Linked DNA regions of Homo sapiens: region 2 is linked to region 1. Evidence: chromatin loops called from intact Hi-C (ENCODE). Cell type or tissue: GM12878. All regions are shown on one strand. Links, peaks and the distances in the headings refer to the core of each region. The heading gives the core; the rest is flanking DNA. Region 1 overlaps LOC105373456 (a long non-coding RNA gene). Region 2 overlaps LOC105373456 (a long non-coding RNA gene).

Region 1 (15,921 bases), core at 5,459-7,958:
ACTAAAAAGCTTCTGCATAGCAAAAGAGATAATCAGCAGAGTTAAAAGACAACCCACAGAGTGGGAGAAAATCTTCACAACCTATACATCTGAGAAGGAACTAATATCCAAAATCTACAAAGAACTCAAACAAATCAGCAAGAAAAAAAAAAAAATCCCATCAAAAAGTGGGCTAAGGACATGAATAGACAATTCCGAAAAGAAGATATACAAATGGCCACAAGCATATGGAAAAATGCTCAACATCACTAATTATCAGGGAAATACAAATCAAAACCTACAATGCAATACCATCTCACTTCTGCAAGAATGGCTATAATAAAAAAATTTAAAAAAATAGATGTTGGCATGTATGTGATGAAAAGGGAACACTTTTACACTATTGGTGAGAATGTAAACTAGTACAACCACTATGGAAAACAGTGTGGAGGTTCCTGAAAGAACTAAAAGTAGATCTACCATTTGATCCAGCAATCCCACTACTAGGTATCTACCCAGAGGAAAAAAGTCATTATATGAAAGAGAGACTTGCACACATATGTTTATAGCACCACAATTTACAATTGTAAAAATATGGAACCAGCCCAGATGCCCAGTCAATGAGTGGATAAAGGAAATGTGATATGTATATATATATGATATATTTGTGAGATATATACGATATATATATAATAAATATATATGATATATATATATTATATATATATATGGCATTTGCAGCAACCCGAATGGAATTCGAGACTATTATTTTAAGTGAAGTAACTCAGGAATGGAAAACCAAACAGTGTATGTTCTCATTTGTATATGAGAGCTAAGCTATGAGGACACAAAAGCATAAGAATAATTCATTGGACTTTGGGGACTTCGGGGGAAGGGTGAGTGGTGGCGAGGGATAAAGAACTACACATTGGGTACAGTGTATACTGCTTGGGTGATGGGTGCACGAAAATCTCAGAATTCACCACTAAAAAACTTATTAATGTAACCAAACACCACCTGGTCCCCCAAGAACGTATTGAAATATAAAAATAAAAAATTGAAAAAAAAAAGACCAGATGACTAAATCCTGGACTGGATTCTAGATCAGAAAACAAAATGCTATGAAGGACAGCATTAGGACACTATACATATGGGACTACATGTTAGGTAATAATATTATATCAATGTTAAATGTAGTTAATTTTAAAATATAAAAATATAAGATCATTTTTTCAGAAGATAAAAATGGAAATCTTTAGGGGTAGAGAATTATATCTGCAACTTATTCTCAAATGGTTCAGCAAACAATAATATTGTAATATATAGTCAGAGAGAATATGCGTTAAAAACAAACATGAAAAAATGCTAATAATTGGTGAAGACAGATAAAGATCCTAGAGGTGTTTATTGCACTATTCTTGTAATTGCTTCTGTAGTTTTGAACTTTTTTCAGAATAAAATTTTTTTTTAAAATTAGAGAATCTAATGCTTATGATAGTCTAATGAGTTATTTGCTTTACTCTGTTCCTAGAGTAAATGTAAATTAACAAGCTATCTGTAAAACAATTGTCAATAAATGTTCAAGGACCTTACAATATTCATACTCTTAATCCAGATCATTGGGAGTTTATCCTAAGAGTCAGTTATGAAATATGGGGGATGGGGGGAAGTATAAAGAGAGGTATTCATGTTACATCATTTAATATATTAAAAATCTGGAAAATAAAAGTAATTCATTAAATTATGGTATATTTCTTAATAAGGCAATAGATTATCAACATATTAAGATTTTTATCCACATTAAAAATACTTGTGTTATGTTATTCTGTGTAAAGAGCCAATATCAAATTATGTATAATTATGATCCCAATGATATACAATTTTTCATAATAAAAACTGATATCCACCAAAATATGAATAATACTTATCCATGGTTGTGAATTATGAGTTATAATTTTCTTTATATTTGTCAATTTTGTTTTGTTTTGCTTTGTTCTGTAGAATAAGAGGGTGGAGCTCTGAGTTAAAGTCCAAGGGATCCCCAGCTAGTTTATGATAATCATCATGATCCTCTGTTTCATCGTCTTCCTCATTTCTTCTGTGATAAACTTTTAAAGATGTGCTTCTCCTACCGTTTGCTGAAGAGAAGACAAAACATGTAACTAGAGTTTCTGGGGTGAAAGGCTGAAGTTGACAGCTACATATTGAAAATACCTTGGAAGTCTTGATCTCTTTGCAAAATGCATGAGTTTATTTCTCATTCTATTTGATAACATTATCTATTGGTTTTAATATAAGAATAATATAGTTGTGTGAAAGTATATGGGAGTATACCATTTTACAAAATAAATTCTTGATTTTCAAATTAATATCCCGAGTCCCTAAACCAAATGAAAACAAAGTAGCTTCAAATAAATGAAGACATCACTGGTGATTGCCTAATTTCCTGCTTCGAATGACTTTCTTTCAGACTGAAATAAAGAACAAGTGGGTATACTTTCTCTAGAAAGGAGGAGTCTAGAAGGAAAAATCCCATGAGATTGGTGTTTAAAAAGGAAAATGCTACTAGGCACATGCAAGAAGGAAATATACTCTTTTATGAGAGGACAGAATTCTGTTTTAATGCAGAACAGTGGGATGTTCCTGGAGGTCACGTGACAAATTGGATCCTATGCAATAACCTATTTGGATCATCAGCACATGTTAAAAAAAATCCCACTGTGAATCTCAGATGAAAAGTTTTGCTAAAATCCAGAGTGCATGGGAGGAGATGATAGACTGGTAGAAAAACAAAGCCCAGAGGAGTGTCTTTAACTTGGTGCTGTGAGATTTACTGGGGCCCGACAGGGGTCAGACTTGAGGTCCTTCCTGTTCACAATCTATAAAAAATGATATAGATTGGTTAATTCTGCTGACACACAGAGCCAAGGGAGGCGTAGCCCTTCAAAAAAAAGTCAGTTAAACTCAGAGTGTTTGGGGCTATTCCCTTGGCCTGAAAATTCTCAGAAATTAGTTGAAGCTAGTTCGTCAGTGGTCACATTTGGGGGAGAATGTACGGCCTATAAAGTAAGTGTAGAAGACCCAATCAAAAGTTGTTTTTGGCACAAGAGGTAAAATTACATTAGTGTAACTTGAATTCCTGGATTGCTTTAGACAATGCCAAGATCTGGGACTCAATTTTAGATAAGGCAAGTTTCCCAGCCTCCTATTTCAGTCATGTCAAAAGAAAGTACAGCAAATGGGAATAGCGCACGTACATTTTTAGTGTGACAGAACATGTCACCTTCAGCTTGCGTCTGATGGCTGACCACAGAGGGGACTGGGACCTGGAATACACTGTGTTCTTCACAACAGACAACCCAGGAAATCGTAGCATGTAGACATTCTCATTTTATCCTTCCCTCCCACTTCATGAAGCCTCAGCAGAAATGCTATCTTTTTCCTGAAGAAGAAATGAGATGCATCCAAATTATTTGCTGTTTAGTATTGAATTTGTTCTTACAATTACAGAGGGGTGAGTGATTCATATAGGACGAAAGGCCCCCTACACTCATGATTTTTTCTGTGGTGCCCATTGCTTTCCTTCTCTCCAGACAAAACATTTTGTTTGGGGTTTACTATAGTGTTTGTTTTTATTTTAATATCAGTAGAAGGAAACTCTGAACACACAACCTTAATTGGAAAAATCTCTTTCCATAGTAAACTAGATTGTTGCACTGTTTAAACACAGCTAGTGAGGTCAGGTTTCTAAATATAGTGTTTTGGTGGAAGTCAGGGGCTTTCTAAGAGTTGAAGAGTTCTGTGACCTGGCTTATGGTTTTTGGAGTGGATTGTTTAGGTTAGAGGAGAGTCTAAAGCCATTTGAATTAGCAAGGTTTTAGGATTATGGATGGTGAAATTTCCCAAAGCAGTTTCAAGATTGAAGGTGGGGAGCCAGACTTCCTGCCAGGCTACAAAGGGGTGCTAAGCATGAGAAAATGGACTCCATAGAGTCTGGCAGATGATCGACATATGGATGAGGAGAGCTGGCTGGTGTCATGAGCCTCAATGAAGGAGAGTTATGTTCAGGAGGGTGGGAAAGCAAGGGTCTAGAAGCTGTCATGTAGGTGCATAAAATGTTTTTCAGTACCTCCTACAACAACCATGGGGCCGTGGGGGTCACATCAACACAAGCAACACCATCATCACAAGTCTGCAGGGTTCCAGAGACTATAGTGTAGGAGAAAGAACACTTTCTGGAATTTGAAGATATAGGAGAAATACAGTGGAGTGGTCTTTCCTAGGAATCCCATGGGAAGCACTGGGAGCTGGCCCGTGAAGGGAGAGGTGGCAGGATTAGGACGAAGGCCACAGGATGTACTGATAAAAACTCAGGAGACACTGCAATCCTGGGAGGTCTCAGGAAAGACCAGGAATTGAGAAACAGATCCACTTGAGTTTGAAGAGAACAAAGGAGCTAAGAGAAATGTAGTTAAATTTTTTGCAAATTATACTCTTCAGCTGGGCATGGTGGCTCATGCCTGTAATCCTAGCAACTCGGGAGGCTGAGGTGGAAGGATCACTTAAGCCCAGAAATTCGAGACTGCAGTGAGCCATGATCGTACCACTGTACTCCTGGCCTGGGGGACAGAGCAAGACCCTGTCTCAAAAAAATAATAAATTAATAAATAATTAAAAAGTCTTCTTAGTACTTGATGAACCTGAGAAATGGGAACTCCATTTCTGGTTAAGTGGTTGATTTCTAAACGTTCTCATTTAGATAACCTCATTCTTGTGTGAATTGGTCTTGTTTTCTGAACCTGGCTTTCCGATTAAAGCAAAATTGGGGTTCACTCCAGTGACATGAACACAAGACTTATATAATTTAGAGAATGTACACCATTTTGTAACAGCGCTGTCTTCCTTTTCAAGTCACGCTAAGGATGACGGCAAGGATGCTGTAGCACTTGGAAGGCCTCAGAGGAGGGGGAAGGAGCTGACTCTAAGAGTAAAAGGTTGAATGATTGTCAGGCGGGGGGCCAAGGAAAAGGGGAACACATCTGCCAACTCTCCACTCCCAGTCCAAGTGCTCCAACTTCCCATCCACCGCCAAGACACATTTTATTTTTCTGACATGAAATATGTATATAATTCTAGCCTGATTTTTTAAAGCACAAGCGGGTTGATTCTGTTTATGCCTCCCTTTACTCCCACCCAGTGCAAACATTGGCTTCCAGCCTGGGGATGACGTCAGGACCTAGCAAACAGAATCCAAGAGCCAGGAAGTAGATGGCTAAGTAAATATGCCCCCCAGTGCTGACATTTTTAACCAGGTAGGTGTAGAGGTGGAGGATCTGGATGGGAAGGCTCAAGCAAGGAAAACAGGTGGGAAAACAGCAACTAGCACTTAATGACTGATTTTTTGCTTGTAGTCTAAAGCCATTTGTCTGGTTTCCATATCTGAACTTCAAGCAGCATCTTCTGGACTTAGTTCTTGGTGGCTGGAGCAGGGAAAGTGTGGCCTCATTGAAATGGGATCAGGTTTCAGGATGTTTCATGTGTGTACCTGAAACACACAGCTTACCATCTTCATGAGCAAAGAGATTTATGTAAGAAAGGAGAGGTAATGTAAATTAAAGGAATTGAGCAATGGAAAATACGTGAGTCCATGAATTAACAGATGAACATTATTGAGCACTTCTGGTGCGCCAAGGCACATCCATACTGATAAAGGAAGCCACCTTGGCAATGTACCTTGTAGCTGTTATCTCATTTCATTTAATCCTCATGTGGCTGCAGGTCAGCAATGGGAAGAACACTTAAAGATATCACTCCCACTGCAGAAGGCAGGAATCCATGGCTTCAAAGATCTTGTGTCATTACTTGTTAACGTTCCTGAAACAATTATTAAATATTATGCAATGTTTCAATACTTCAGTGAGCAGAGTGGTTCTATTTTCTAAGGTTGTGTTCATTCCCAGCACCTAGATCATAATACATGTATTTTTATTACATGCATTTTTGAATGAAAAAATCGTTGATAATGAATGAAGGATTTATTTTCTCTGTTCTTGATTCTGAGAAACAGAAAAGAAGAATGTATGAATTCAGCTCAATTTATACTACTTAATTTTTGGTCTCAAAGAGCTGTAGGAAGGATGTTTATCCCAAACCAAAGCAAGACCTTCCTTTTTTTTTTTTTTTTTTTGACAGAGTCTCACTCTTTGTCACCCAGGCTGGAGTGCAATGGTGCGATCTCGGCTCACTGCAACCTCTGCCTCCCAGGCTCAAGCGGTTCTCCTACATCAGCCTCCCAAGTAGCTGGGATTACAGGCGCCCCCCACCACACCTGGCTAATTTTTGTATTTTTGGTAGAGATGGGGTTTCATTATCTTGGCCAGGCTGATCTCAAACTCCTGACTTCAGGTAATCTGCCCGCCTCGGCCTCCCAAAGTACTAGGATTACAGGCATGAGCTACCATGCCTGGCTGACCTTCCTTCTTTTAAGTGGCTGCTTTACTTTGTTGCTCCTTTATGTTGAGGTGCCAGAGTGCAAGTGTTGTTGAGTGCAAAGTGTTGTTGCTGTGGTCATTAGCTTCAGCATAGGAAATGGCATGTGCTCTTCCAGTAGCCCATGTTAGACCTCATCTAGAGAGAGATTTGACGTTTATGAAACTGAAAAAAAACAGTTAAATCTGTAAGAGATCCTTCACATGTTTGCTCTGGGTCTCTCTTCCCCTTTCTCCCTCTTTCTCTTTCCCTCTCTTAATCTATAACTCTATCTACTAATGTCTCTGTCTGTCTTAGAATGGAGACCTCAAATACCTTCCCTATTACTTTGCCCTGGGTAAGCTCAGAATCTGAAAAGAGTCTTTTTCATAGGTTATGACTCAAAACAGTATTTGTTATTATAAGAATCAAAACCAAAGAACATGCCCATGTAGGGATATGCCTCAAATTCAAGTTATTAATTAATTAATTAGCTGGGTTAATGTTGTGTATTTTTAATTCTCAGTTTTTCATGCCTCTGTGCATGCCCACAGGATATGCTGCCTTTTCACTGGACTGTTCCTTGTGCAACCTCCTCCTCAATTTTTGGCTCGTCTTATATCTATGTTTAGACGCCTGAGCTCATCACTATACTCTCCTTTCTCCAACTGTTGTTGGGTGCATTCCCATGCTCCTGACTGCAAGCTGGACAGTTATGGAGCCGGATTCTCACTAAATTAGGATGGTATCTAAATAGCAAAAGGGCTCTTCTCAGCCAGAACAAAATAATATCTTCTATTTTTAGCCATAATGAGGGAAGTTCTGGAGGATTGTAGCTAAATGTGAGATGATGCTTTATTAGGCTGATGGTCTAATACTATCTTCCATATATTATACTGTTCCCTTTTGAGATGTATTTTTTTTTTCTGTATAACACCAAGTATCACATCTCATCTTTCATACTCCATAACTTCAGGGGGCACATTCAAGCAGACTGCAATGAGAATGGTGCCCCCTGGAAGTTTGCAGGGCATACCCAAACAGCCATATGTGTGGCACATATTCCTAAAGTCATAGTACGTTAGCACTAAAATGGGAAGTATAAATAATGTACTTCAAATTCTACTTTTCACAGATAGAAACTGAGGTCCAGCAATGGAGGTTCTTACATATTTTCATATGGTTATTTATCCGGTGGCTGTATGAGTTCATGTGTAGACCACATATTGCCTTACAATTATTCACTCTTCACACATAATAGCATTTGATGGGGGCTAAACCTTTATTTACCATATAAAGTTATTTAAAAATATTTTCACTTTCATAAACTTATAAGATCCCCACTTCGGCCGGGCGCGGTGGCTCACGCCTGTAATCCCAGCACTTTGGGAGGCCAAGGTGGGCGGATCACGAGGTCAAGAGACTGAGACCATCCTGGCCAACATGGTGAAACCCCATCTCTACTAAAAATACAAAAATTAGCTGGGTGTGGTGGCGTGTGCCTGTAGTCCCAGCTATGAGGTGGGCTGAGGCAGGAGAATCTCTTGAACCTGGCAGGCAGAGGTTGCAGTGAGCCGAGATCACGCCACTACACTCCAGCCTGGTGATAGAGCGAGACTCTGCCTCAAAAAAAAGATCCCCACTTTCCGGCCCCACCAACACAGAAGTTTTCATAATTTAAAAGCCATTAATAATTGAAATAAAATCACAATTTTATTCCAAAATTTTTTGCATGAAAACATAAATACTCTTCCTAAGAAAGAGTTTGGGGTAGCATGAAATATACAAGTATAGACTTTAAAAAATTTCCTAAAAGAACACTCACGATTTTTTTTTTTTTTTAACAGAGGATGCAATCTTGGGCGAAACCTACTTTTTGGTTCCTGTCTACTAAACAGCATAAGCTTTATCTTTGATGCTTAGGTTATCCAGCAAAAGAGAGGTCCATAGCCCCCTGTGCTAGAAAGAGCATGGGCTGGGACTTAAAAGGCAGGTTTCCCTAGACTTGACTGTCTTGAGTTTCACTGTTTGACGCAGTTCATTTTATTTCCTTCCCTGGCCCATAGTTTACCAGTTTGTAAAAACAGGCTAGACTAGCTGATCCCTAAGGGTTCTTTTCATCTTTAATATCTTATAATTTATTTTTCTTGAATTAGGTAGAAGGTAAAGACAAATAGTTGTAATAGCACAGGATTCTGTGAAGATTAAATGATACCTACTGTAGGACGTCTAATTTTCAACCTTGCTGCCTATATTTCCTTTTAATGGGATCATTTTGCTCTACTATTCATAGCTAATATATGACTTCCTCTTTACAATCAACTAGTTTGATATACAGTGAAATCTCCTGGTTCCACCCTATCACTACCACCCCCACTTTCTAAATCTTGGAACTTCTTAGCCTTGAAGCAGTTTCTTGACTCCGAGCTGGGTATTTGTTTACTTGGTGTTTTCTATCATCTGGGAATTCTCATTCAGGACTCTCTGTTCTGTATTCATCCTCTCTCTGGTCTCTGTGCTCTTGGCCTCCTCGCTGATTATTCTCTTGCATGGTTTCTTTCCCTTTATGGCTCCGTTTTTTTTCATTTGTTTCATGTTGTTTGTGTCAGTATATTTAAGCTCGGGGTTGGTTTTTTTGGATCCTTTCTAACAAAACTTTGTTTATGTTTTCCTTTCTTTTTCTCCTTGCTAGATTATCTGTGCCTTTCCTGTAGTTTTATTCTATCAGCAACTGCAGAGAATTTGTTAGTGCAATTGAAGGTTTTCCCATTTGTTTACTGGAAACTTCCTTCTCACTCCAAGTCTTCTTATTCTTAGGAGATGTCACCTTCTATGTAATATCACTTGGATACTGAAAATTCTCCATGAACTGGAAGAATGTATGCTTCAGTGTGGTAAACAGAATTTCTAAAATGACCTCTTCCTCCCTGAGATATCCTGACATAATACCCTAAATTTGTAAATACGATGAAATATTCTTGTGATTTTGTGTTATGCTATATGGTACATGTATTAGGGGGTTTCAGAAAAAGAAACCTATGGGAGATATATATGTATATATACACACACCTATTCTTACACAGATAGGAAGAGAGAGAGAGACAGAGAGAGAGTCTTTATTGATTTCCTTGAAGCAAATAAGGAGGTTTAGAGAGTCTTTATTGATTTCCTTGAAGCAAATAAGGAGGTTTTTCTAAACCAAATGGAGTGTTGGATAAACAAACCACCTAAGGGAAGACAAAAAATATTTTGTGTACCTAGGACAACCATACCTTAAAGGAGATGTTTTCCCAATGTATGCAATAAATATGTTCCGTATTACAGTATTCATACCTAAGTTTATATCTCTAAATGAAAAACAGAAATATATATATTTTTTCAGTTGCAGGTGGCTTAAAGATATACTTATTTAAAGGATTTCAAACTGACCACTCACAGACTAAATACTGTTTGGCCTATACAAACTTTTAAAAATAGGAAAATGTACAAAAAGCCTGCACATGAACCCTTTAATCTATAATACAAGTTGAATTTTTTTTTAAAAAAGACATATTGCTTACAGCAAAATTTACACTAAGAAATTTGGTGGCGTGGCATGGGTTAGGAGACTTGTCCTTGCTGTCTGAACATACTATTTAATCTCTCTGTTACTCAGCTTTCTTATCGGTAAAATGAGTTGGTTAAACAAGATCAAGTGGTGCCAGCCCAAAAGCCTTCAAGGAGCAGGCAAGTGACATGAGAGAGTGAATAGACCAGGTGCAACACAAAAGTGAGTAATGGAACTACAACAATTGGAGCTGCACAAGCTGCTTCAAGGAGGCACCAGCCTGTTATTGTCATGGGGAGAAATGGGCACAGTGTTGCCAGATCTTTTGACTTTTCAAAAGAAGTTGATACCTGTTTATTATAAAGAATTTGCTGCTCAAGTAATTACAGAGGCTGAGAAGTCCCATGATCTGCTGCCTGCAAGCTGGAAACACAGGGAGTTGGTGCTGTTGTTCTGAGAACTGGAGGGTCAATGGCACAATTTCTAGTCGAGGGCAGAGGAGTGATGTCTCAGCACAAGCTGTCAGGCAGAGAGAGAATAAATTCTCCCTTCCTCCACCTTTTTGTTCTATTCAGGCTCTCACTGGATTGGATGAAGCTCACTCACATTGGGCAGGGTCACCTGCTTCACCTAGTCCACCAATTTAAATTTTGATATAATCTGGAAACACTCTCAAAGAAACACACAGAAATAATGTTTAATCTGGGAACCCTGTTTCCCAGTTCAGTGGAAACCATCACAATACATTTGCTTTTATAAATAATGAGTTATCCAAGTGGGCCTGATATAATCATGTGAGTCCTTAACAGCAGAGAGCTTTTTCCAGCTGGAGGCTGAAAGAGAAGTTGGAGGGATTTGAAGTGTGAGTCCTGAATAAACCCTGGCTGCTACAAAGATGGAGGGCCCTATAGAAAGCATGAAGGGGAATATGCGCAGCCTATAGGAGCAGAGAGAACCCCTGACTGGCAGCCAGCAGGGAAATGGGGACCTTATTCCAACAACCAGTAATCTAAGGTAACTAATTTGGCAACAACCTGGGTGAGTTTGGGAGTAATTTCTTCCCCAGAGTCCCTAGATGAGACCCCTGCCTGGCCAGCAAGACCCACTTTCTCCCATGAGACCCTAAGCAGAGAACCAAGTTACAATGTACTAGGACTCCGACTTACAGACACTGTGAGATAACAAATTTGTTATTTAAGCTTGTAAGTTTATGGTAATTTGTTACACAACAACAGACAACTAATATTCCCTGCTGTTGTGCTTCTTTGGTGCCTCTGCCCTCCTCCAAACACTGAGGGCAGGCAAAACTGCCAAGTAATCTATTAAAGTATTCTAATTTAGAATTGCAATATTGCTTTACTTGAAGAGAACGGAGAAGAGTCTATCACAGAGTTTTCCATAATCAGTTACCAGTACCTGAACTCCCTAAATCAGCAAATTATGCCCTAAACTCACTCAATGACACAATAGGTTGTTGGGTTGATGGATAAATTCTGAAAATTTGATTCAAACTCACACCTTCCTGAGTTAAATTGTCCATTTCTTTTCTCTTAGGGTATCTTCAAAACAGCTTATTGAGATAAGCAAGGCAGGAGTTTATTACCCCAATATTAAAGATGAGGAAATTGAGGTCCTGAGGGAACCTGGAGGCTCTCCCACAGTCGATCACTGAGAATCTGACACAAGCTGCACTCAAAAATGCTGCTGTGAAAGGTTACGAGTGTCAGTTACATGCATTTTACAATTTGTTATGGATGTTTTTGTACATGTTAATTTGTTTCATTATCAGGTATTATTATTAAGATAATTTCTATTTGGAAGTAAGGAAGCAATGTTAGAGAGTTTATATAATTTATCCAAAATCACAGCAGCTAGTAACTATGAGAGCTCACCTTAAAAATCTGTCCAATGCCTAGCCTTCCCTTTACCTGAAATAGCAAAAGACCTATTAGGGTGTTAGATCAAGCCCCAAATAATTTGTATCCTTCTTGAGTTAAGTTGGCCAGGCGGGCAAATCAAGACAGCTTAATTCTGTTTGATGGTAGGCTTCCTTCCCACTTTACCATGTCTGATATTAAAAGCTTTGCTTATGATTTTCACTGTGGCAAAGACCAAGGTATTCTCACATCTGTCCTATGTATATGTTTCAATGGTTGAACAGTCATGGGCCAATATTTGCTCATAGAATATCAAATCTACATGTACTTAGTGTGTCAAAAGACAGTTCTTTCAAAATTTTTAGGGTTAGGGAAGATAAAAGAAATGGGGGAAGTCTTGACAGATGATAGGAGGGGTGGGGGAGGGAGAGAGTGGGATGATGGTTCCAGGAATATGGAGAAACTTGGAGAAATGCCCAGAATTGGGAGTGGGAGTTAGGGAATGAGACCCAGAGAAAATAAGGGAGGTGATACAGACAGACTCAAAGTGTAAGGAGGCCTTGAATGTCAGGGCAGGAAGTTTGAAATTGATGATGGAGGGACAGAGGAGACAGAGAGACACGTAGGGAAGTGGGGAGTAGTGTTGTCACGGGAGCCCTGGGGGCCTGTCATGGGCATTAGGAGTCTGAGCAGGCTTGCAGGGGAAAGGAGAATTGGAAATTCTCCCGTGCCTCACAGATATATAAATAAAGCACAATAAGGACTATAATGAGGAAATAAATGTCATAAAAATGTTTGATAGCAGATGGAACATACAAACACAAAAAGATGCCAATAGCCTCCAGCCAAGAGAAATAAGGGAAGGAGCTCGGTCTAGGTGACCCCGAAGCTCTGTTTTAGCTTGCATATTCTGTAATTTCTATGCTTTGATTTATTGAATTTCACTAGTGTTTGCCAGCTACTGCCTATGTAGAAAGCACTATGCTGCACAGTACAGAGTGAGGAGTGAGAGGAAATGTGAGGTTGAATATAATCTAGTTCCCTGCTTGGAAGAAGATTTCTGTATATTGGGGGAGAAGACCCTGCAAACTGTATCACATTCCAGAGTGAGCAAGTGCCCTAAGAGGATTATACATATAATGGAAACCTCAACGGGAGGATGGGTGGACTTCAAGTCATCTGTGAAGGTGATGGTTTTAGACACAGGCAAACCCTATGTCTAGTAGTTCCCTACTAGACAAAGGAAAACCCATATCTAAAGGGGTAAGAAAAATGCTCTGGGTATAATAATTATGGTAAGCAGAATTCCAATCTGATCCCCAGTGAATCCCATCCTTGTATAAGCCCCTCCTCTTGACTGCAGATGGAACTCTAGGCTTGCTGTGTTAGAGGTGGTGGATGTCATTCCCGTAATTACGTTATGTTATATGGCAAAGGCGCGGCAATATTCACTCCTGTGTTTGTTTCTTTATATAAGACTCCATCTCAGCACAGTGGAGAGAGATTTCCTGCCACCTTTGAAGAAATCAGTTGCCATTTGTGAGAATTCCACTTGGCAAGGAAGTATGAGACCCTTTAGGAGTCAAGAGCATTCCCCAGCTGAAGACAACACAAAATAAAGACCTCAATCTTAACAACTCCAAGGAACTACATGCTGTTAGATTGGTGCAAAAGTTACTGTGGTTTTGTCATGAAAAGTATGGCAAAAACCGCAATTACTCTTTTTTTTTTTTTTTTTTGAGACAGAGTCTTGCTCTGCCGCCCAGGCTGGAGTGCAGTGGCGTGATCTCAGCTCACTGCAAGCTCCGTCTCCCAGGTTCACGCCATTCTTCTGCCTCAGCCTCCCGAGTAGCTGGGACTACAGGAGTCTGCCACCATGTCCGGCTAATTTTTTTGTGTTTTTAGTAGAGACAGCGTTTCACCGTGTTAGCCAGGATAGTCTCGATCTCCTGACCTCGTGATCCGCCCGCCTCGGCCTCCCAAAGTGCTGGGATTACAGGCGTGAGCCACCCAAACTGCAATTACTTTTGCACCAACCTAATAATACCAACAAGCAGATGAGCTTGGAAAACACTGCTGAACTCCAGAAAGGAAAGTAGCTCAGGGCATACCTAGAGTGTAGTCTTGCAAGACCATGAGCAGAGGATCCAGCTAACACATGCCTGGACTCTAGACCAGTGGACAGTGAGATAGTAAAGGGTTGTTTCTCAAGCCACCAAATTTGTGGTAATTTGTTGCACAGCAATAGAAATATAATACTATAAGCTATCAGGTTAAGTTTGAGCTCTGAGTACATATTGGGGGTTGGTGGGATGGAAGGCTGAAAAGATTGGGAAGAGACAATTTAGTCTAGTCCAAATTAGAATCTATGCACTGAATGTAGTCTTATTCAAATTAGAACTAAATGAAATTCAGTTTCATTTAGAAACTGAATGTTGGGAATGTTGGGAGACACCATGTGGACTACCATGTTCTGTGGTAATGGTCGTGGCATAGTTTGGGCAGTAAGAGGGAGACTGAATATTCACAAGCTGGTAGGAGTTGTCCCCATACTATCTTTCTGGCACTTGCCTGGCTTGTGCAAGTTTACAGCCATTGCCAGGATTTTCTATGGGGCTCCTCCACTTTCTTTGAAGCTGTTAAAGTCTCATAGCACAAGGTAGTGGAGAAGCACAAGGCAGGAATGAATTATGGCTAGACAGAAGTACCATAGAATTCTGGAAGTTTGAGGTGGGTAGAAGCCTAAAAGGCAGGTCTCCTGTTTCTCTCTATGATGCATGGCCCTTCTCTATAAAGTTTCTGATACATGTATATCCTCCCAAATTACTAACCGACGGCTCACTGCTGTGGAAAGACCGGATTGTTAAAGCACGTCAATCATGAGAAGCTTTATTAATCTGAGCTGTAATTTAATGAAATGGCAATTGTCAGAGGTGAGAGGTGCCTTTAAGATTATCAATTTAAAAGAGGAGAAAACAAGACCCATATAGGAGAAGGGAATTATACACAGTCCCATAGTCACTCGATAACAGGGCCAGATAAAACCAGCACCCCTTCTACCAGCAGCCCCTCATGTATGGAACTGACAAATCAAGGAGGAAGGATTTATTTAAACATTCTATTAGATAAAAATATGGCTGACTTTGCCTTTTGAAATTTATATCCAAACCCAACAATTATCCAAGCATTGCCATGGCTTACTAGAGAGAGCACTGTCAAGTTTGTTATGAGTACATATATCTTTCTGCCATCTGTTATTCTTGACTATTTCTACTTCCCTTTTTTTGTTTAGTATATATTTACTGCATAAATGTGCATCTTTTCTTTTAGAAAAGCAAGGCTAGCAGTAGGTTCATGTTTACTTCTAGGGTTGTCCTCTTAATATTAGGGGGTGACTGACGTCCCTTCTTATCTATGAGACATGCTTTTCTCTCTCTGGGCACAGCCCCCATTGGCTTCCTCTAAATTTCAAGTAGATGCTGAAAATAAAAATCTGCCAAGCACTTCAATTATAATTGCTCTCCAGAACCAGAGCAGCAGAATTGCACCACTAGAATGACACACGAATTTTGGAATGACAGTTGAGGAAATGATACAGCTCAGAATCACCCAACATAGGCACTCTTAACCACAAAGCAAGTTCTGTCTTTTATTTCCTCTGAAATTCTCCCATAGGGAAGACAGAGAGGAAGGAACAGGAAAGAGAAAAAGAGGAAAAAGGAGCATGGGAGGAAGGAAAATTGAGGAAGAGAGACACAGTAGAGTATTGAAATAAGAGAAAAGAAAGGGAACATATAATGTTAGATTTTTTTTCCCTGACTCAAAACATTAAAAGCAATTTATCAAGCTGTGTGTGCACCCAGACATATTTCCCTTGATTGGAATGCTGTGTCTACTTCAGTCTCACAACCAGCCACCCATTAAACACAGATTGATATCCTGGAAATTTGGGTGGAGGTTAGTGACTATCTTAAAATGAAGTGAAATTCCTGTAGCCAGGATGGCTGAGTGAAGCCCCTTGCATCCTACTGTAGGGTCTGTCCAAGGCTT
Region 2 (15,921 bases), core at 8,916-11,415, 110 kb after region 1:
TGGCTGGAGGCTGTTTCCAGTTACACTCCATCTTAAAGAAAGACAGCACCTACTCTTTCCCCGTTTCCCTCTTCTCTTCTGTTTTCAGTTTCCCCAAGCACAATGCCTCATTGGAGGGAAGAAATATTTGTTGGCTACTGCTTCTCATTCTTAGCTTTCTCATCTGAACACCAATACTCAAATGATATCATGAAACCTTTAGTAATGGAGGCTCACTTTTAGAAAGCACCTGATCTCTGCACAATATTGCTCACTGTGATTATTTTTTCCCCTGAGTCATGACTCAACTTAACTGTGCCCTCTCTGCAATATGAGGTTCCTCAGGTTCCAACGTATGGTCTACCAGGGTAGTATTTTCCATTCCTCACTCCCACCAGCTTAGGCTAGGTTCACTTCCGATACTCTCCAGGGGAAAAAATAAGTTTCCCATTGAGGTGGCACCATAAGCTACAAAGCCTGGGGAGACTCACGGGGAGTGGCCAAGGGCTTCATGCGCAGAATTTTTTCTATGTAGTAATTGTAACTGAAGCAGAATACTACAATTTTGAGAGGCTCAGGTTTAATAGTACCTTTAAAAGTGAAAATAATGGCTGTATTGGTCCATTCTTGCACTGTTATAAAGAAATATCTGACACTGGGTAATTTATAAAAAAGAGATTTGATTGTCTCACAGTTCTGCAGGCTGTATGGGAAGCACGATGCTGACATCTGCTTGGATTCTGAGGAGGTCTCAGGAAATTTACAAACGTGGCAAAAAATGAAGGGAAAGCAGGCTCATCTAAGGTGGCTGGAGCAGGAGGAAGGTGGCAGGAGGTGCTACACACTTTTAAACAACCAGATCTCAGGAGAATTCACTCACTATTACGAGAACAGCACCCAGTGGGAAATCTGCTCCCAAGATCCAATCACCTCCCACCAGGCCCTGCCTCCAATATTGGGCATTGCAATTCTACATGAGATTTCAGTGGGTATGCAGAGCCAAACCGTATCAATGGTTAATATTAATATTTATCGAGCAGTTACAATGTTTTTTTTTACCTGTATCTCATTTTATTCTAAAAATAATCCAATGTAGTAAGTATTATCCCAATTTCACTTATGAGAAAACAAAAGCTTGATGAGGATAAGTAATTGTCCTGTAGGAAATTAAATGGTAACTGATAAAACTTTCCCTATGTAGAGATACAAAAATCTAACCTAATTCTAGAATATAGAGATAACTGTTACATTGAGTGCTGCTGTTTTCAAGTCTTTTAAAAAAGTGTTCTAGACAAAAACTTGAGAACACATAAATAGTATGGAAAATAAAAATCCCTGGTAATCTCACCACCCAGTAATAAAAGTTGCCCCCACTTTTGTTTTTTTTTATCTATATATTGTTTCAGTTTAATGCAGACGTCCTTCATTATAGAGTGCAGTACTGACATGGTTCATAACTCTTACCACTGTCTTTTTCCTTAGTCACATCTTTAATATTTTTGAAAATATGATTCTTAAATTCAGCTGATACACATTTTATGACTAGTACATAATTTATTTACCTACTGTTCTCTTCTTGAGCATTCGGATTTTTGCTGGATTTTCACATAGTGACCAAACAGGTACATAAGAAATACTTCTACATATTTCTAATTATTTGCCAGAGTCTAGAGTGCTAACCATTTTTCTCTCCAGTAAAATAAGTAGGGCAGAGAATCTAAGCAGGATTAAGACCTTATATGAACAATACCAATTTGTGACACAATTAAGGTGTTTGAAATTTCCTTAGGTGGCCTACAGGAGCCTGCATTTGCCTAGACATCCACCTCAACAGATGGTGTCAATGTCTGCTAATATGACAGGCAAAGAATGGTTATCTCTAATTTTTTATAAATGTTTCTGGAATTAAATTTGTTTCCATATGTATTTTGAGTGTTTTAAACATCGCTCTTCATTTTCTGTTTCATTGTTTTGCCCATTTTATATAAGAAACTTTAAAAATTTATTTCTAAAGATACTTAGAATATTAATGTGTTAAGGTTAATCTTTGACAAAAATATTTTCCCAAGTTTCTGCCTTGGAGTTTTTGTATACAATATATGTTGATGGAATTTTTTTGTGTGATAAGATGTATCAATTTTATTATAATTTATTTATTTATTTATCTTGCTGTTATTTATTTGGTTGTCATTTTCTTTGTGTGTGTGCCTGTATGTGTGTAAAAAGCCTTCCATACTTCAAAATTGGGTACCTAGTTACTTATTTTTTTTCTAGTTTCTTCACAGGATTCTCTTTTTATATTTAATTTTATATTAATTTAAAATTAATAGTGACATATGAAATGAGTTAGAAGTTTAACTATATATTCTCCCCAACTAGTTGTCCTGTTTATTATTCCTGGTGAATAAAAATTAAGAAGAATGGATATCTATAAAACTCAGTCTTTTCATCCAGGGACAGGTGTTTTTTTTTTTCATTATTTTAAAATTGTTATTAAAGTTTTATTGTGTTCTTTGCACATTTTTGGCGGCTGAATATTTTGTAGGTGTTTTTATTGTTAGTACAAATAGACTATTTTCCAAATGTCTTCAAACTAATTTATGCATTTATATGAGAAAACTATTGATTTTGATTTTTTGTATTATTCTAATAACTGTAAGCTATTATTAATTCTACAAAATTTTAGTTGAATATCTCCTGAATTTTTGTTAATACTGTTTTTAATCTAGAAACCCAAGTTATTGTTGGTAAATACCTGTGTGTGTATGTGTGTTTATATGTATGTGTATTCTCTCAAAAGCAAATTCTGGTATTTGCTCTATGTATTATTACCAAATTTATAATTACTATTTAGCCTATACTCTATGCCTTCTGCTTCTAGCACTGAACACCATTACATTAATACTATATTAACTCCAATCTTGAATTATTAAATTGTAATCATTGTTCAGTCATTTTTAAAAGAAGGATATGTGAGAGGCATATTTTCTAAACCCTAACGTATCATAAAGAGAAAGAACTGTCTTTGTGGTCATCTATGATATGAACAAACTCTTTCCTTTTATAACTCCTTATCTGTGCATGTTGGAGTACAAATTCAATACAATAGAAGCAGAAAGCTGGGATAAAAATTTCAAGGCTAGTTGGATAAGAAAAGTGTTCAGTTGCACAGGAATGATAAGACAAATTATTTTTTATCTAGTAAATGAATCCAGTAGACTTCTTACATGGCTTCTGCTGTACATCAATTTTAAAGGTCAGGGCGGTGGTAGTACTCGTTAAATCTTAGAATATCTCCTAAATCCCCAGTTCTCTGGAGTTAGCTAAACCCAAACTGTTTAAGTCTCTGAGAACTTTTCAACCTAATTCTTTTTTTTTTTTTTTTTTTTTTTTTTTTTGACGGAGTCTTGCTTTGTCGCCCAGGCTGGAGTGCAGTGGCGTGATCTCGGCTCACTGCAAGCCCCGCCTCCCAGGTTCACCCCATTCTCCTGCCTCAGCCTCCCGAATAGCTGGGACCACAGGCGCCCACCACCACGCCCGGCTAATTTTTTGTATTTTTAGTAGAGACGAGGTTTCACCGTGTTAGCCAGGATGGTCTCGATCTCCTGACCTCATGATCCTCCCGCCTCGGCCTCCCAAAGTGCTGGGATTACAGGCGTGAGCCACCACGCCTGGCCCAACCTAATTCTTTAATAATAGTGACATCTCTAAAACAAAATTTGCTCACAGTCAGCAGTCAGTAATTTCTTCTTAGCCAGGGTAGAACTCTTTTATTGCACGCTCTAAAAAGATTATTTGTAAACATGACTGTATTATTCTGTGTTTTCAAAAGACAGGCAAAAAGATATTTGTATTTCTAGAGATAACCTCAGCCATGAAATAAGGTGCTATGTTTTTAAATAGTATATAATATATAATCAAATTATAAGCAATTTTAATTAGCTTTAGAAGTTAAAAATATTTTTTATCATTAAGAAACTATAGAATTGTCACCTTCTAAATGAAAAGAGATTCTATTAAAATTTTATGTTTTTAGTGAGAACACATGGGCACAGGGAAAGGAACAGCACACACTGGGTCCTGTCATGGGGTCGGGGGAGGGAGAGCATCGGGATAAATAGCTAATGCATGTGGGGCTTAATACCTCAGTGATGGGTTGATAGGTTCAGCAAACCACCATGGTACACGTTTACCTATGTAACAAAACTGCACATCCTGCACATGTTCCCTGGAACTTAAAATAAAATAAAACAAAAATAAAAAAAGAAAAATAAATGAAAAAGAAAATTTTAAAAAGTTAAAAAATTATGTTCTTGATACAGAGAAAAATCTTTAGTTTATTAGTTATTTTTACTCTTGCCATGTTTCTATAAAGGCAAGAAAATTAAGAACTGAAAAGCAAACATGGTCTATTTCTTTCATCACCCCACACTATATCTCTGTAATTTATTTCTATAATGCAGGAAGGGTACTAGGGAAGATGACAAGTATTATGAAAAGATATATACTGGCCAGGCACGGGGTCTCACGCCTGTAATCCCAGCACTTTGGGAGGCCCAGGTGGGCAGATCACGAGGTCAGGAGTTTGAGACCAGCCTGACCAACATAGTGAAACCACATCTTTATTAAAAATACAAAAATTAACCAGGCGTTAATCCCAGCTACTCAGGAGGCTGAGGCAGGAAAATCGCTTGAACCCAGGAGGCGGACCTTGCAGTGAGTCGAGATTGCTCCATTGCACTCCAGCCTGGGTGACAGAGCAAGACTTCATCTCAAAAGAAAAAAATATATATACATTATATATTATATATATTTTATATAATATATATTTTATATATTTTATATATTATATTATATATAAAGAGAGCAAGAAATTTCACATTCTTAAGAGAAATGTCACTAAGTATTGACAGAAAAAAAAACAAAAACTAAACTAGAATGTTAACGTTCAAACTAGTCTTAAGGAGATAAATCTACATAACCTTATTTTAAATCTGATTCTAGAATAGGATATATTAGGAGATATTGAATTAAAGAAAGAAAAAAATGTAGGGGTAGATCACACTTCAATTTACAATAGATAAAGTTGACTAATAAAGGAATGAGACTGTGCCTTAATGTCTACACATTAAGGTAGTCAAAACAATGCAAGATAAGAAAGTCCAAATAAGACTCAAGAATCCAGAAAGCATTTTATAAATGATAAACAAATTATTGGGGGAGGATAAAGAGTAGAAATGACATGGAGAAAACTAGCAGCCAATTAGGGAACAAAAAAAGGAAACCCCCACTTCATTCCTCACATCACAATACATTCAAATGGATCAAATAAAATGAAACAATAGGTATTATAAAATATACATGGATAAAAGTTTAGAGTGGTGAAGATGACTCTAAGCATGACATAAAATGCAAAATTGATTAAATTGGTAACTTAAATCATTAGAAACATAATGAAGTGAAAAGGCAAGTTGCAAACAGAAAAAAACATACGTGCATCATAGATGATCAAACATTGAGCTGATAAATACAAAATATAAACAACTCTTAAAAATCAAATGGCAAATAATTGACCTAGGAAAAATATGGACAAAGAATATAAAAAGGAAAGCACTGTGTAAGAAATACAACCAACCAATAGATACATAGAAAAAAGTCAACCTCCTTACTAGTAAAATAGATATAAATTAAAGTAACAATGAAATAATAGCATGTTTGACATAGAGACTGACAAAGATAATCAATTTTGCCAACATTTGATGTTGATAAGGATATCAGGAAAATACCCTTCTATTTACTGCTAGTAGGAACATAATACACATTATCTTTTTGAGTGGAAATTGGAGATATAAACCAAACAAATATCCATGATTTTTTATTCTATGCAACATGATGTTCATTGTAAATTATTTACATTTTCATACTAATAAAACGAGGAATAATCAATTGTCTAATAATAACAAATAAATCTTTTATGATACCATCATGCAATAGACTATTATGTCCCATTAAAAATGAGGAAAATAAGGTAGATCTTACGCATATACTCACATAAAAAATGCCCAAAATGTATTGTTAATTTAGAAATAAAAGGTTCCTAATAATACATTTTGTATAATTTTATTTCTTTTTTTTTTCTTGAGACGGATTTTCACTCTTGTCACCCAGGTTAGAGTGCCACGGCATGATCTCGGCTCACTGCAACCTCCACCTCCTGGGTTCAAGCGCTTCCCCTGCCTCCCCTTCCCTAGTAGCTGAGATTACAGGCTCCCACCACCATGCCCAGCTAATTTTTGTATTTTTAGTAGAGACGGGATTTCATCATGTTGGCCAGGGTGGTCTCAAACTCCTGACCTCAGATGATCCACCTGCCTTGGCCTCCCAAAGTGCTGGGATTACAGGTGTGAGCCACAACGCCTGGCCTGTATGATTTCTTTTCTGCTTTTTAAAAGTATTTATATTTTACAACTGCACTCACGACTCACCTCTTTCTCTTTCTTATCTCTTCTCTATCTCTCCATAGTCTGCATTGGAAATATCTGAAAAAACACCAAAATTTATCTGTGATTATTAGGGATATGTGATTTTAGTGGACTATCACCTTTAAATAATATATCGCTATATTTTATAACATTTTACTATGGGAAATATTTTTACTTAAAAATATCAAATATTTTAAAAGAAAACATTATTAAAAATATGTAGAAACATGGGAAATGAATATACTTCATTTGTTTTGGAGGCATATTTGGGATAATTGCTTTGTTTTTTCATTTACTGACATCTCCAATTGCTACAACCTCCTTTGTGTTATAAACCATGGAAGATGATTAATTGGAATCAACACCAACAGCTAACTTCCTTCTACTTGGCCTTATTGTTACTGTAAGGGTTGAAACCTAAAATGACATTCACAAATTCCTTGGCAGGTAAGCTTTCAGATGTCATTTAGCTTTGATCATTTAGATTTACTCATGTAAAATCTATGGACTTCCAAGCATTCAAACTGCAAGGATGATGATGAAGATGGTGATGATTACGATGGTGATGATTACGGTGGTGATGGTAATGGTGGTAATGACAGTTTTCTGCAGCAGCATCAGCAGATGTCCTAGTGATGAGTAGCTGCCTTCCTAAGAATTAACAGAATTTAGGTCATCCATTTTGCCACTTCTGGAGGTGGCAGCAGTAGTAGCAATTTCTCAATTCAGTGTTTCCCTGATAATAAAAGAGTCTCTGAGTTGCCCTGGGTCTGCTCAAGTCAGAGTCTGTTTCTTCAAACATTCAAAGGATTCTTCTAAGCTGGGTAATATCCACCAATGAGTCTCCTTGTTCTTAAACTAGAGTGTTGTCTAGTACCTAAGTTCTGATTGAGGTATTGTCAAATAAATAAGTGAAGAGATGAAAACATATAGAAAACAAATATAAAGCACCCGGGTAAAAATGAGCAAATATGAATCACTAGTGATACATTTCTATGGCTTCATAAAGTATATTCGATTGAGTCACTACTGACAACCTTTCTAGATGTATTTAAGTTATAGATTCTGGGATGTTTTTAAGTTACGCTTAAACCTTTCAATACCTACTTTTACTGTGTTCCACTTTGTTCCACTTTACAGAAATTACATTTTTACTAATTGAAAGCTTGTGGCAACCCTGCCTCAAGTCTGTCTGCATCATTTTTCAAACAGCATGTTCTCACTTCATGTCCTGTGCCACATTTTGGTAATTTTCACAATATTTCAAGCTTTTCATTATTACTATATCTGTTATGGTGCTCTGTGATCAGTGATGTTCAATGTTACTGTTATAATTGTTTTGGGGAAAAATGATCTATGCTCACATAAGTCTGCAAACTTAATTGATAAATGTTGTATATGTTATGGGTGCTCCATCAACAGGCTGTTCCCCCATCTCTTTCCCTCTCTGTGGGCCTTCCTATTTCATGAAACACAAACGTATTGAAATTAAGCAATTCAGTAATCTTAAAATGGCTTCTGAGTGTTCAAGTGAAAGGAAGACTTGCACATCTCTCACTTTAAATCAAAAACTATAAACAAATAAGCCTAGTGAGGAAGGCACATCAAAAGCCAAAATAGCTCAAATGTTAGGCCTCTTATGACAAACAGCCAAATTGTAAATTCAAAGGAAATGTTCCCATAGGAAATTAAATGTGCTACTTCAGTGAACAAATGACTATAAGAAAGCAAAACAGCCTTACTGCTAATATGGTAAAAAAAAAAAAAAATGTTTAAGTGGTCTAGATAGAAGATCAAACCAGCCACAACATTCTTTTAAACCAAAGCCCAAAGCCTAATCCAGAGCAAGGTTCTAACTCTCTTCAATTCCATGAAGACTGAGAGAGGTGAGGGAGCTGCAGAAGAAAACTTGGAAGCCAGCAGAGGTTGGTTCATGAGGTTTAAGGAAAGAAGCCATTCTCACAAAATAAAGTATAAGGTGAAGCAACAAATGCTGATATAGAGGCCATAGCAAGTTATCCAGAAAATCTAGCTAAGATTATTGATGAAGGTGGCTAAATAATAGATTTTTCAATGTGGATGAAACATCCTTATATTGGAATTTTCACAGCTAGAGAGGAGAAGTCAATGCTTGGTTTAGAAGCTTCAAAGAATAGGTTGATTCTCTTGTTTGGAGCTAATGTAGCTGGTGACTTTAAATTGAAGCCAATGTTCATTTATTATTCCAAAAGTTCTAGGGCCTTTAATAATTATGCTAAATCTACTCTGCCTGTGCTCTATAAATGGAACAACAAAGCCTGGATGACAGCACATCTGTCTACAGCATGATTTGCTGAATACATTAAGCCCATTGTTGAGATTAATACTCAGAAAAAAAAACTATTTCAAAATATCACTGCTCACTGACAATACACCTGGTTACTCAAGAGCTCTGATGGAGATGCACAAGGAGACTAATGCTGTTCTCATGCCTGCTAACACAACGTCCATTCTGCAACTCATGGATCAAGGGGTAATTTTGACTCTGAAGTCTTACTATTTAAAAAATATATTTTGTAAGGTGATAGTACCATAGATTGAGGTTTGCCACATTGATTGACTCTTCCTTTCACAAAAAATTCTCTGCAGCATGTGATGCTGTCTGATAGCATTGTAACCACAGTAGAATTTTTTTCAAAACAGAAGTCACTCCTCGCACATTCTGCTACTACTTTATCTAGCAGGTTTCTGTAATGTTCTTAATTCTTTGTTGTCATTTCAACAACGTTCACAGCATCTTCACCAGGAGTAGATTCCATCTCAAGAAACCACTTTCTCTGATCATCCATAAGAAGCTACTCCCCATCTGTTAAAGTTTTATCAAGAGATTCTTGCAATTCAGTCACATCTTCAGGCTCCATTTCTAATGTGAGTTTTCTTGCTGTTTCTACCACATCTGCAGTTACTTCTTTCATTGGGCCAACATAATAAGTTGTAGGGGAAAGTGTGATGGGGCTTCTTGTTCCCTCACTTCTAATAAATAGTTAAATGAAAAAGGCCTCCTCCCCTCCCTCCCTCATCCCTGAAAGCTGTCTTTTTTGAATGTGATGCCAGGATGCTCTGGCGTGTCTTATAACCATAAAGGAAGTCATTTTGAGGGCGAAAGGGGGAGAAAGCCAAACTATTCAGCCTTCTTCAATTGAGGTTCTGCTTTGGAATCACAGAACAAAGATGTGAATCTTTTCTTAATTCTCTCAAGAGTGATAGTAAATACTACCACTACAGATGCATAGAAGTTAATTAATTGCATGCAATAGATGCCTTAAGGCATTAGGGCTAAATTCTCTGGAGATCCAGTTGAGAAAAGCTCCATAATGAGTGGGATAATGGTACTCACTGTTATTATTCTGTATTTCTTTTCATGAAAAATAGTACATTTCCTTATTATTTAAGGTAATTAGAGGTGGGGTTTTCTGAAACTTGCAGCTGAAAGCAATTTAGCTCATATACCCCTTACCGTGAGATATAGTGAGTTTCACTTCACCTTTCTGTTTCCTCGTTGATGGACATGGCAGCTAATGTGAAGTCAGTAAGTATTTATTGTTAGCAAAGAAGTTTGACATCTTCAAAGTTATAAATCATGGCTCTGTTATAAGTTCCTTTTAGAAGGGTGATAATTTGTTAGGTTCATTCAGACCCTCAAATTTGAAAACATTTTATTCATCATTTAGAAAAACAAAACTAGATTGTCCTGAGCACTGTTAGGATGAATAAACTTTTAAGACTTAATGATTTAATAACTAGCCATGAGAATAATTCAGTCCCAACAATTGCTGACTGTTGACAGTGTAAGTATAAACATGACCTCCATTCATTCATTTGCTGACAGGCCTTCGGAAGCTTGAGGACATGAATGGCAAGTGTGTATCAAGCATGGGCCAATTTGTTTAAGTTGGACGTTGCCTTGAGGGAAGGACAGGGACAGTGTTTTCTCAGCAAAGTTTTTCACTTGCCTTACTGAGATGACGAAAGATACGTAGAAAACAGGAACCAGGAGGCTTTGTGGAAGCTAAGTTGATGAGATCACTGAACTAACCCTCGGTGTTACTTAGAATGGTCATCACTTTTCTTTAACACTGCTAAAGATTCTCCCCAGTGAAATTAGGCAAGAAAATAAAAAAGCATCCAGATTGAAAAAGAAGTAAATCTGTCTAGTCCCAGGTGACATGATGGTCTATGTAGAGGATTCGATGAAATATACTAAAATGAGCTATTAGAATGAGTGAGTTAGTAAACTTGCAGGGTACAAGATCAATACACAAAAACTAATTGTATTTCTACATACGGGCACTGAACAATTAAAAATTGAAGTAAAAATTTAACCATATCACCAAAATATGAAATACTAAGGGATAAATCTGACAAATAACATCCAAAATCTATATGCTGAAAACTTCCAAATATTGCTGAGAGAAATTTTAAAAGATCCTAATAAACGCAGAGATACACTGTGTTCATAATTTGAAAACTGAATATTGTTAAAATGCTAATTTTTCCCAAAATGACCTGTAGATTCAATGCAATTTCAATTAAACATATCGTTTTTGTTTGTTTGTTTTAATATAATTGGACAGGCTGATTCTACAATTCAAATAGAAATACAAAGGACCTATGTAGAAGAGCCAAAACAACTTTTTCAAAGATAAAAAAGTTGGAGGATTTACATTATCTGATTCCAAACCTTATTATAAAGCTACAGCAATTGAGACAGTGTAATATTTATCTAAATACAGACAAATGGAATAATAGAATAAAAGGGACCGGGCGTGGTGGCTCACGCCTGTAATCCCAACACTTTGGGCGGCCAAGGCAGGCAGATCTCGAGGTCAGGAGATTGAGACCATCCTGATCAAAATGGTGAAACCCCATCTCTACTAAACAACAACAACAACAACAACAAAATCAGCTGGGCGTGGTGGCGCCTGCCTGTAATACCAGCTACTCAGGAGGCTGAGGCAGGAGAACCGTTTGAACTTGGGAGGCGGAGGTTGCAGTGAGCCGAGATCTCGCCACTGCACTCCAGCCTGGTGACAGAGCAAGACTCTGTCTCAATTATAAAAAAAAAAGGAGATTCAGAAATAGGTCCACACATATATGTGTAACTTATTTTTCCACAAAGGTTCAAAGGCAATTCAGTGGGAAAAGAATATATTTTTTTAACCAATCAGAAAACTAAACAAAAAAGTTTCAATTCATACATTTAGCCATGCACAAAAATTAACTCAAAATTGATTTTATACCTTAATTTATAAATTAAAATCATAACTTTCAGATTAAAACACTGGAGAAAACTTTTGTGGTTTTGAGTACATTTAAGTTATTTCAAACATTGATAACTTGGGTTATTATTTAAGTTATTTCAAACATTTGATAACCTGGGTGTCATCAAAATTAAAAACCTCTCTTTTTGAGACACTGTTTAAAGATAAGGAAAACCACAAACTTGGAGAAAATATTTGATAAAGAACATATATCTGATAAAGAACTTGATTTCAAGTTTATAAAAAAGTTTCAAAATTCAATTATAAGGAAACAAGCAACTCAATACAAAATCTGAACAGATATTTTATTGATGAAGATGTACAAATAAAAATAAGCCCATGAAAAGATGTTCAATATTATGAATCATTAAAGAAAGGCAAATTAAAATGAAAATCAGATACCTACTAGAATGGCTAATAGGAAAAAGACTGATCATCTCAGGTGTTGAAAAGTATATGGAGGAACTCTCATTCAATGCTGGTGGTAATGTTACACAGAATAGCCATGTTGCAAAATAGTCTGGCAGCTTCTTAGTTAAAGATGCAGCTGCTATATGATTAAGTTATTATAGTCTTATGTATTTACTGAAGAGAAATAAAATTACATATCTATAGAAATACTTCAACACAAATGTTCACAGAAACTTTATAATAATCAAAAGTAGGCAACAACTCAAATATCCATCAACAAATAAATGGATAACAAATGTGGCATATCCATACCTTGAAATACTACTCACATAAAAGGAATGAACTATTGATACACTCAACAACATGGATAAACCTCAAAATAATTGTACGGAATGCAAAAAGATAGGCCGGCCAAAAAGAGTACATACTGTATTATTTCATATATATAACATTCTGGAAAAATGCAAGCTAACAATATCAGAAAGCATATTGGGGTTTACCTGGGGACATGAGCAGGAGTGGGGAGGGGAAGGAGAGAAGGATTACAAAGGAGTACAGTGAAATGTTTGTCGGTGATGAATATTCGAATATTCTTGTTGTCTTAATAGTGGCGATAAGTATACACACATGTTAAAATGTATCAGATTATACTATTTATGTCTAGGTTATAATGTATAAAATTATACTATTCATGTCTAGCTTATTTATGTCAATTACACCTCAATGAGTCTGTTAAAATAATTCAGAAGTGTGATGAGTCTTCATAAAGGGGAAGGTCAGAGTGCTACGGGAACATAAAATGTGGTAACTTCCTCTAGGCTCCTTCTCAGGGCACCTACCTAAACTGGTAACAGGCTACATAAGGTCTTGGGAGCTTTTTGAAAATCTGAGAAGGAATTTATATCAAGGAAACTAAAAGCCAAGTCAGTGACGGGAGATAACTTAAAAGCATCAGAAATAAGAAAGGTAGCACATTTAGAGTTTTTTTTCAGCTTTAATAAAAGTTATGTTAACAGCAACTTAATGAATCATGTTTTATAGCACATTTATTATTAGAAAAAAGAATCCCAGCCTCTATTATGTACTGAGTATTTGTATAGTCTCTGCATATACAGACATGAAATATGTCTATATATATATAAATATGCCTATATATATATGCCTCTCTCTCTCTCTCTCTCTCTCTCTCTCTCTCTCTCTCTCTCTATATATATATATATATATATATATAATCATTCCTAGATCTCTCTCTCTCTTATAGAGAGAGAGAGAGAGACAGAAAGAGAGAGCTAGGAATGATAATATGAACAATAATAATCAAACATTAGTAAATATTATTTAAATAGCATAAATATTTCATCAAGTCCTCTACATAGACCATCATGTCACCTGGGACTAGACAGATTTACTTCTTTTTCAATCTGGATGCTTTTTTATTTTCTTGCCTAATTTCACTGGGGAGAATCTTTAGCAGTGTTAAAGAAAAGTGATGACCATTCTAAGTAACACCGAGGGTTAGTTCAGTGATCTCATCAACTTAGCTTCCACAAAGCCTCCTGGTTCCTGTTTTCTACGTATCTTTCGTCATCTCAGTAAGGCAAGTGAAAAACTTTGCTGAGAAAACACTGTTCCTGCCCTTCCCTCAAGGCAACGTCCAACTTAAACAAATTGGCCCATGCTTGATACACACTTGCCATTCATGTCCTCAAGCTTCTGAAGGCCTGTCAGCAAATGAATGAATGGAGGTCATGATTATCCTTACACTGTCAACAGTCAGCAATTGTTGGGACTGAATTATTCTCATGGCTAGTTATTAAATAAATGCTATTATTTAAATAGCATAAAAAGTTGCACCACATTATAATTAGTGTTAATTAGGACAAGATTTCATCAGGGTTGCATGTAGCATGTGACATGTGCAGAAAATGGATTCAACAAGAGCACCTAGAGGTACTAAACTCAGAGGGATGGATTTACCTTAAATAAATTTCATATATATCAACATATATGGTAGACAGTGACTCATTGATTTACATTGAGAATTAAAATTTCTGAATGTGTAAGAATGCTTATGCTATCAGGTAAGCACATACTCTCCCAGGTTGGAAACAGCAAAATCATTTTTAGAATTTTGCTTTGAAAGAATGTAGCCAGAGCTGAGCGCAGAAAAAGATGAGTCTTTACTATAGAAACAGACCTATCAATGCTAAGTTCCAGTACATTTGAGCACCCTTTCCCCTGGACCACGAGGGAGTCATAAGTATGACAATTTTTTGTTTTCCTTTAAAAATCTGAAGTGAAGCATCTTTCTTCTGTGGGTGCATATTTTATTGGTGAAATCGTGTCCCCCAAATCCCTATACTGAAGTCCTAGACCCAGTACCCTACTGACCTACTGAGGTCACCCTCTGAGAAATAGGATTTTTGCTGATGATCACATTAAGATGTGGTCATTAGGATGAGCCCTAATTTAATATGGCATTTGAAGATGAAGGCAGGGATTGAAGTGATGCATCTATAAGCAAAGGATGTCAAAAATTGCCAGAAAATCACCAGAAGCCAGGAAAGAGTCATGGAACATATTCTCTTTCACAGCTCTTGGAAGGAATCAACACTGCTGATACCTTGATCTTAGACTTCTAGCTACCAGAACTGTGATAAAATAAATTTCTGTTGTTTCAGCCACCCAGTTTTTAGTATTTTGTTTACTTCAAACAAATACACAAAATTTCTTAGGCTGGTGCAACGTTTATGTCTAGTTTTTCTTTCTATGCCTAGACTACATCCTTCAATTAGATTTCTATACCTACTGCTATGGTTCAGAAGATACTCTGTCTCCTAGTCCCCTAAAAGGACTTCTGCAGAAATATCTCATCCACTCTGATTTAATTTTACTGGTTTAGCTCTTAGAGGTAGTGGTGGTTTTCCCATAAAAGTCATATTCGCTCACACTTGTATAATGCATTTATATAAAGCACTATTCTGGGAACAATCTGATTTTTCATTTGGCTACCCAAGTACCCTGTGAGATAAAAAGAATCCTACCATTCACACCTTATATCCAAATTGCAGGTGTTAACTTTAGACAAATTGAACAGAGTTTGAGCAAAGAATGATTCATGAATTGGGCAGCACCCAGAACCAGATGTTCAGGGAGCTCTACTCTGCAATGTGGGCAATGAATGTTTACACACAACAATGGAGGTAAAATGCAGAAATAGCTTGATTATTTACAGCTAGGCATTGCCTCATTTGGACATGATCTGATGAGCTGGCCTCATGTGATTGGCTGACACCCTTATGAGTGGCTGAGACCTGGCTGTTACAAAACATAGACTTTTAGTTGGCTTTCAATTTTTTTACATATAAAAAGGTTGCAGGGTTTTTTTTTGTTTTTTTTTTTTTGAGATGGAGTCTCACTCTATCGCCCAGGCTAGAGTGCAGTGGTACGATCTCGGCTCACTGCCACCTCCGCCTCCCAGGTTCAAGCGATTGTCCTGCCTCAGCCTCCTGAGTAGCTGGGATTACATGCACACGCCACCACGCCTGGCTAATTTTTGTATTTTTAGTAGAGACAGAGTTTCACTGTGTTAGTCAGGCTGTTCTCGAATTCCTGACCTTGTGATCTGCCCACCTCGGCCCCAAAGTGCTGGAATTACAGGCATGAGCCACCGAGCCTGGCCTTCTTTTTCCTTTTTTGAGACGGAGTTTCACCCTGTTGCCCAGGCTGGAGTGCAGTGGCGTGATCTC

The links. A loop is a pair of places that touch in the nucleus more often than their neighbours do. Peaks named below come from ENCODE experiments on the same cell type or tissue, not always from the same donor. Only the 100,000 strongest peaks of a DNase experiment are listed, where the experiment ranks them.
Region 2: it touches region 1 in a loop (2.2-fold over the local background); 1 of 110 quality-filtered maps calls a loop at or near these places.

Annotation. Positions count from the first base shown.
Region 1 is chr2:19,038,355-19,054,275 of GRCh38, reverse strand. The region is part of intron 5 of LOC105373456 (a long non-coding RNA gene); the gene reads right to left. Among named protein-coding and RNA genes, the nearest start is that of LINC01376, 19 kb to the right of the region's middle. In GM12878, for the core only: no CTCF peak of the experiment used is centred there; a DNase peak (open chromatin) is centred at 6,655.
Region 2 is chr2:18,934,446-18,950,366 of GRCh38, reverse strand. The region is part of intron 5 of LOC105373456 (a long non-coding RNA gene); the gene reads right to left. Among named protein-coding and RNA genes, the nearest start is that of LINC01376, 85 kb to the left of the region's middle. In GM12878, for the core only: no CTCF peak of the experiment used is centred there; a DNase peak (open chromatin) is centred at 9,976.